Linked DNA regions of Mus musculus: region 2 is linked to region 1. The links are chromatin contacts, found by Hi-C or POLR2A ChIA-PET in ENCODE. All regions are on one chromosome and are shown on one strand. The core of a region is the stretch at or near the end of the contact, and the rest is flanking DNA. Distances in the headings are between cores, read along the strand shown.

What was found. A loop is a pair of places that touch in the nucleus more often than their neighbours do. ChIA-PET counts read pairs that join two places held with the same protein, here RNA polymerase II (POLR2A).
Region 2: a map of heart shows a loop between it and region 1 (10-fold over the local background). The contact joins the promoter of Smndc1 here to the promoter of Mxi1 in region 1. A Hi-C loop is called at or near these places in 1 of 37 maps with a recorded cell type or tissue (heart). POLR2A ChIA-PET finds 5 or more read pairs at or near these places in 3 of 5 experiments (Patski and embryonic stem cell).

Annotation. Positions count from the first base shown.
Region 1 is chr19:53,309,187-53,311,918 of GRCm38, forward strand. Mxi1 (MAX interactor 1, dimerization protein) reads left to right here and starts at 1,320. Exons shown (of 6, transcript NM_001008542.3): 1 at 1,320-1,787. The coding sequence starts at 1,514. The region is part of intron 2 of Gm30541 (a long non-coding RNA gene); the gene reads right to left.
Region 2 is chr19:53,389,374-53,392,073 of GRCm38, forward strand. It overlaps Smndc1 (survival motor neuron domain containing 1), which reads right to left and starts at 1,261. Exons shown (of 6, transcript NM_172429.3): 1 at 1,043-1,261; 2 at 1-49. The coding sequence starts at 49.

The sequences.
Region 1 (2,732 bases), core at 70-2,569:
GTCTCTGGGCTGGTGAGGACAGGGGGCAGCACAAGTCCAGGTCCCCTTACGAGGTCAGTCTGGGTAGATTCCTTTTAGAACTGTTTTCCAGTGAAGTGCAGAAAAGTCTTGTTTACCTCATTCATTCTGACTTAGATTCAAGTTACAGCAGCAAAGGGGACCTAGGTTCCAACTGAGAAAGTTCTCACAGAGGGGCTGCCATTGTAGCCCAGTGTGAGAACACTTGCCCAGCAGGCACAAAGCTTTGATCTTCAGGAACAAAACAAAACAAAAATTCTTAGTATGTGCCCAAGATGTTCTAGGTGTAGTTTTGACTTAGTTCACGAAAGCATCTTCTCAGAGGTTTCAGGGATGTGCAAATTTTGACCAGGAAGGGTTAGAGGATTTGATTTGTTCAGTCTGCTTGAGTAGGCCGAGAACTCCAAGCCTTCTTTACCAGGCTATCCAGGTGTCTCCCACACTCTGGTCAGGCAGGCCTGGTGGCTCCCAGTGGCAGCAGTGAAACTGTTGGAGGGAGTAGGGGATAAAGACTCCAGGTGTGGGAGTGGGGAGTGAGGGAAGGAGGGAAGAAGAGGTTCCTAGGTTGCCACTTCTATCTAGGGGGCACTCTGTCAAGTGAAAGGGCAGGCAGTTGTAGTGACGCCCTGCTGTGAGCTTTGCACAGCTGGACTGAGTGAGTGTGGAGAGATGCTCACATCTCCTCCCGCTTCCTGGAAAATAACTTTGCATTTGAAGGGTTGCAAAGGAGTCGGTAAATCTGAACCCGGACAGGGTAGCCTGGAGACTTCCTCTGCTTGTGTGAAGGTACACACAGGTGTGTGTGTGTGTGTGTGTGTGTGTGTGTTCGAGCGTGTGAGGGGTCATGTGTAAAATGTTTGTGTTGGGAGGAGTTTCTAGTTACATGTGATGTTTCTATTCTTCCCGTCAGAATTGGGCTTTTATTGTTTGATTTTGAAATAAGGTCTTTTTTATTTTTTTAAAAAATGCCTAGCAGCTATCATTTATTGGGGACCTCCTATGTGCCAGGCATTGTGCTGAATTTATTTTTCTGTAAAGAAAAATTGTTTTTATCCAGGTCCACCTAGAGACATCCGAGGGTTTTTTTTTTTTTTTTTCCCATTCTTATTAAAGCACAGTGCTGTCTACGCAGCTAGGATTTGCGGAGAGGCGGGGAAGGGTGCTGGATAGGCAGGGGGCGGGCCCTGCCTCCCTAGCCGCCACCATTTATTTTGACCGGTCAGATGGCATCGGGCTCGCACTAGGACCCAGGCGCCACAGCGCCTCCGTCCGTCCTGTAGGTTCATTCAATCTCCCATACACACAGACCCACACAGCGAGAGCGACACACACTCACACTCACAACCGCACGCAGCGAGGCTCGGGAAGTCAGTCAGGCCGGCTCCTTGCCCCGGTGCCTCGGTGACTCCAGCAGGCCGGGTCTCCCAGAGGCCCTGCAGCTCGGCCGGCCGCGCAGCCCCGGACAAGGAGCAGCTCCGCGGACCCCCGTGCCTCCATGGGCAAACGCGGGCGGCCGCGCAAGGAGGCGCGCTGCGAGGGCGCGGGGCTGGTCCCCGTCGCGCCCCCGGCCATGCCCCCGGCCGCGGCCGCGCCCCAGCCCCCGGCGCAGCCGGAGGAGCCGGCGGGGGCCAAGCCCCGGTGCCCCTTCTCGGACATTTTCAACACCAGCGAGAACTCGATGGAGAAGCACATCAACACTTTTCTGCAGAACGTGCAGATTCTGCTCGAGGCAGCCAGCTACCTGGAGCAGATCGAGAAAGAAAACAAAAGTAAGTTTGGGGGCCCCGACTGCTCGCCTGCGTCCAGCTCTTTCTTTCTCACCCCCTTGTGCGACCCCTGTCGCTTACTCGGTTCGCCGCCGCCCCCCCGCAACAAACACACACACACACACACACACACACACACACACACACACACACACGTACCCTCGGCAGTAAAGCCGATGACACCGGAGAAAGGACACGCACGCACGCACAAAGCTGCTAAAGATGTAACAAAGACAGCGAAGGGGAGAGGGAGCCTGTCGGTGCCTTGGTCTGTCGGTCTCCAGCAGGCCCGGAGGACGGCCTGGCCGAGGAGTGGGGGAGTGTTGTTGTTTGCTGACAACTGGGCTGAGAGGCTGCGAGCTCGTCTCTCCGAGGTCGCCTTTCTTCCCTTTTTTTTTTTTTTTTCCTCCTTTTTCTTTCCGGAGCCTACTCCGGCAGACAAGTGTTTTGGTTTGGCTTATGGTTTTGGTTTTTTTTTTTTTGTTTTGTTTTGTTTTTATTTTTTTGTTTTGTTTTGTTTCTGTTTTTGTCGCTCGTTCCAGGGTTGGGTGGGGATGAGAAGCTGAAAGTTGGAAACCGTTTGCAGAGCTCAGGGCTTCCAGAAAGAAAACACAGACACACATTACAACAATAACAACCGCCACCACCGAACAGCTCTCCGCGCCGTGGACTCCGGCTCTTCTTCCTGCCTACTTCGTTTCTCCTTCCTTCCACAGCAGGACTAGGCTCAGGCCATCGTGTCCACAGACACAGTTCCCCTGTGCCTCCTTGCCTCTGGGATGCCACGGCCTCTGGTCCCCTCAAAGAAACAGGCCAGAGGAACCAGGCAGCGCCGGCAGCCCTCCCTGGACCTGCGGTCCTGCGCGCGCTGGGGTAGGGAGGGGGGGACTTGGCGAGGGGGACGTGGCTAAAAGCAAACTTTAGGATTCCGCAGAAACAATAGTTGGG
Region 2 (2,700 bases), core at 11-2,510, 80 kb after region 1:
GGAGTTGAGCTTTGTAGCTAGCCAACTGTTTTGCTAGATCCTCTGACATCTGAGGAAAATAAAGGCCCATAAGGCAAGTCAAATATCAAATTACAAAAAAACAACAACAAAAAAAAAACTTCCTCTGACCTGTCTAATTTAAATCACTCTTGCTACAAAATTCAAGTTCCGTTCATCACCATTTTAACTTTATTCATATTTAACTAATCCACAAACTTCAAGGCAATTAAATTCTAAAGACTGCAGATACGGCTGGTCAATTCTACACAGAAAGAGTTCCCCCGGAAAAATCATGCTATTAAAAAAGAAAAAAAAAAAAAAACCCTGCTTCTTCTTTAAGTATCATATATCATAGGAAGACAGTGTATGTCAATAAAGACTGCGACATACTTTTCAAAAGCTGAGAAAGTCAAAAATCAAGAGAAATTAAAATTCGCACGGACGGGTTCTTCCCCCCAGTCAGAGGAAGCGGTTTTCGGTTAACTACACCTTCGGCGTTTCCTCGCCTTTCTCTCCGGTGGAGGGAACCGCTCGGAGCGCTCACTCTTCCTTCACACGGAGGTCATCCTAGAAACCCGCCTCTCGCCCAACGCAGCTCGGCGTCGCCAGGGGTCCAGAAGCCCCTCTGGGCGGCCGCGGGGCAAACATACGGGTCCTCGGGGGACACCTCCGGGACATTCCGGCCCACCGGAAGCCTGGAACCCCGGCCGAGTCTTCCCGTCCGCGCGCGGGCTTCCCCGAGCCCGCTGGAGCCCCGGTCCACCATCTCCCACCAGGGAACGCAGACCTCCGCGTCCATGGAAACCGCCGAGCCCCGCACCCTCACAGAGGCTTCCCCCAGACGGCCACGTTCGCCGCCTCGTCCCGGAAGCCCCCACGCAGGCCGGGGCCGTCCACTGGGGGGTGCGAGAGCCGCTGCCTCCCCACACTGCCCTGGCCGGGCCCAGCTCTGACGCCGGCGCCCTCGCTTCCGGCCTCCGCCTCCACCTCCACTCCAGCCCGAGGCCCGAGGAGGCCTGACTCTCCCTCAGGGGCTCGTTACCTTGGGTGGGGCTGGGGTCGGGACGGCGGGCAGGGGTCGGGGAGGCGAGGCGAGGCGAGCGGCGTCAGGGGCGGCTGCAGCCGGGAAAGATTTTCCGCCGCGACGAGCCTCGGTCGGAAAAGGAGAAAGTCCGCCAGCGAGGGGGAGGGGAGAGAAGCCGGCCTCGGGCAGGAGGAGAGAGAGACAAGGCGAGCGAGATCTCGCGAGACCTACGGACTCTCGTGGAAAAGATGGCGCCCGGGTCACATGACCCTCGCCGCCCTCTCAGCAGCCTGCGATTGCAGCCTCGGAAGGCGGAGCGGGTGTGGTCTGATGGGCAGGAAGTGACGTGTCTGGGCCGCGCCGGGGGCAGAGGGCATGTTCGTTTTACGTCAGTTCCGCCTCGTGCTGGGAGCGGCAGCGAGTGGTTCTCTGTGGTGGGTGTTGTCCTCCGGTTCCCTGCGGCGTAAACTCGCGAGCCTTTCTGCCCAGCCCTGATGAGATTTAGTACCGGGAACGGGCTGGGAGTGATGGCGGGTGCCTTGTGTCCCACAGGGAGGCAGATGGCGGCGGCGGATCTGAGTCTGAGCCCGCATAGCGAGTTCCAGGCCAGCCAAGGCTACAGAGCGAGACCTTGAAGTCAAGAGAAGGGAAGTTTTTTGTTGTTTAGAAAATAAATATAGCCAATAAAGATAGAGTGATAGAAGTGGAACGGTGACCATTTGAGGTGCTTAGGCATCACCCATGGTAGGTAAAAGCCATGTGATGTAAGAAAATAGAGAAAGGTAGGATGTTTAGAGTCAAAGCTGGCAATCGCTCACCCAGCGATCAACTTCAGCATCACTAGTTGTGAGACAACCTTACTTTATGCATGTTTATGACCGAGTGACAGTCAACATGAAGTGACTGTCACCTCTGAGGAAGTATAATCAAAGCCCTTTTGAGTTTAAAGGAAATAATAAGCATAACGTGTTGAATGTCCGTGAGGAAAGAAACACCCATCCAGAATGTGCGATTTTTTTTTGACTTAAATAATTCAAGAGTAATGTAATTTTAATGAGAAATACCTCCCTTCGTCTTGGCCATTTGGAGTAGTTTAGAGGTGTTCCCTGCCTTGTGCAGATTGGAGAGGTTAAAGACACACACACCACTTAAATTTGAGCTCTCGGCGCTGTATGTGCAGTTTGATGCCGGCTCACAACAAAATACTTCAGCCATCATGTCCTTGGCCTGCTGCTGCCCCTGCCCGGCCATTATAGACTCACTCCGGAGCCATAAGCTAAAATAAAATCGTTAAGCTGCCTTGGTCATGGTGTTTTATCACAGCAACAAAGAAGGAAGCAATGCTATTAAAAGGAGTAAGGACTGTTTTGGATTAGAAGATTAAAAAGATGGGTATGGTGGTGCCTGTGTGTAGTCTCTGTTGTGCCAGGAAATGTTCATGAGCCCCCCCCCAAAAAAAAAACCACCAGGGAGCTGATTCTGATGCAATTGAACTAGGTTCTTTTGTTCAAGCTCGAGCTTGGGCCTCACCACCCTCTCTGATGCAAGAGAACTGGGGGCCGGGGGTGCAAACGCAGGGTTGTAGATTTGTTAGGAAATAACCTGGAAACTGGTGTTGGATGTAGGTTTTGTTGTGAGGTAACCTGGAAACTGGTGTTAGGCACAGGACTTGTTGG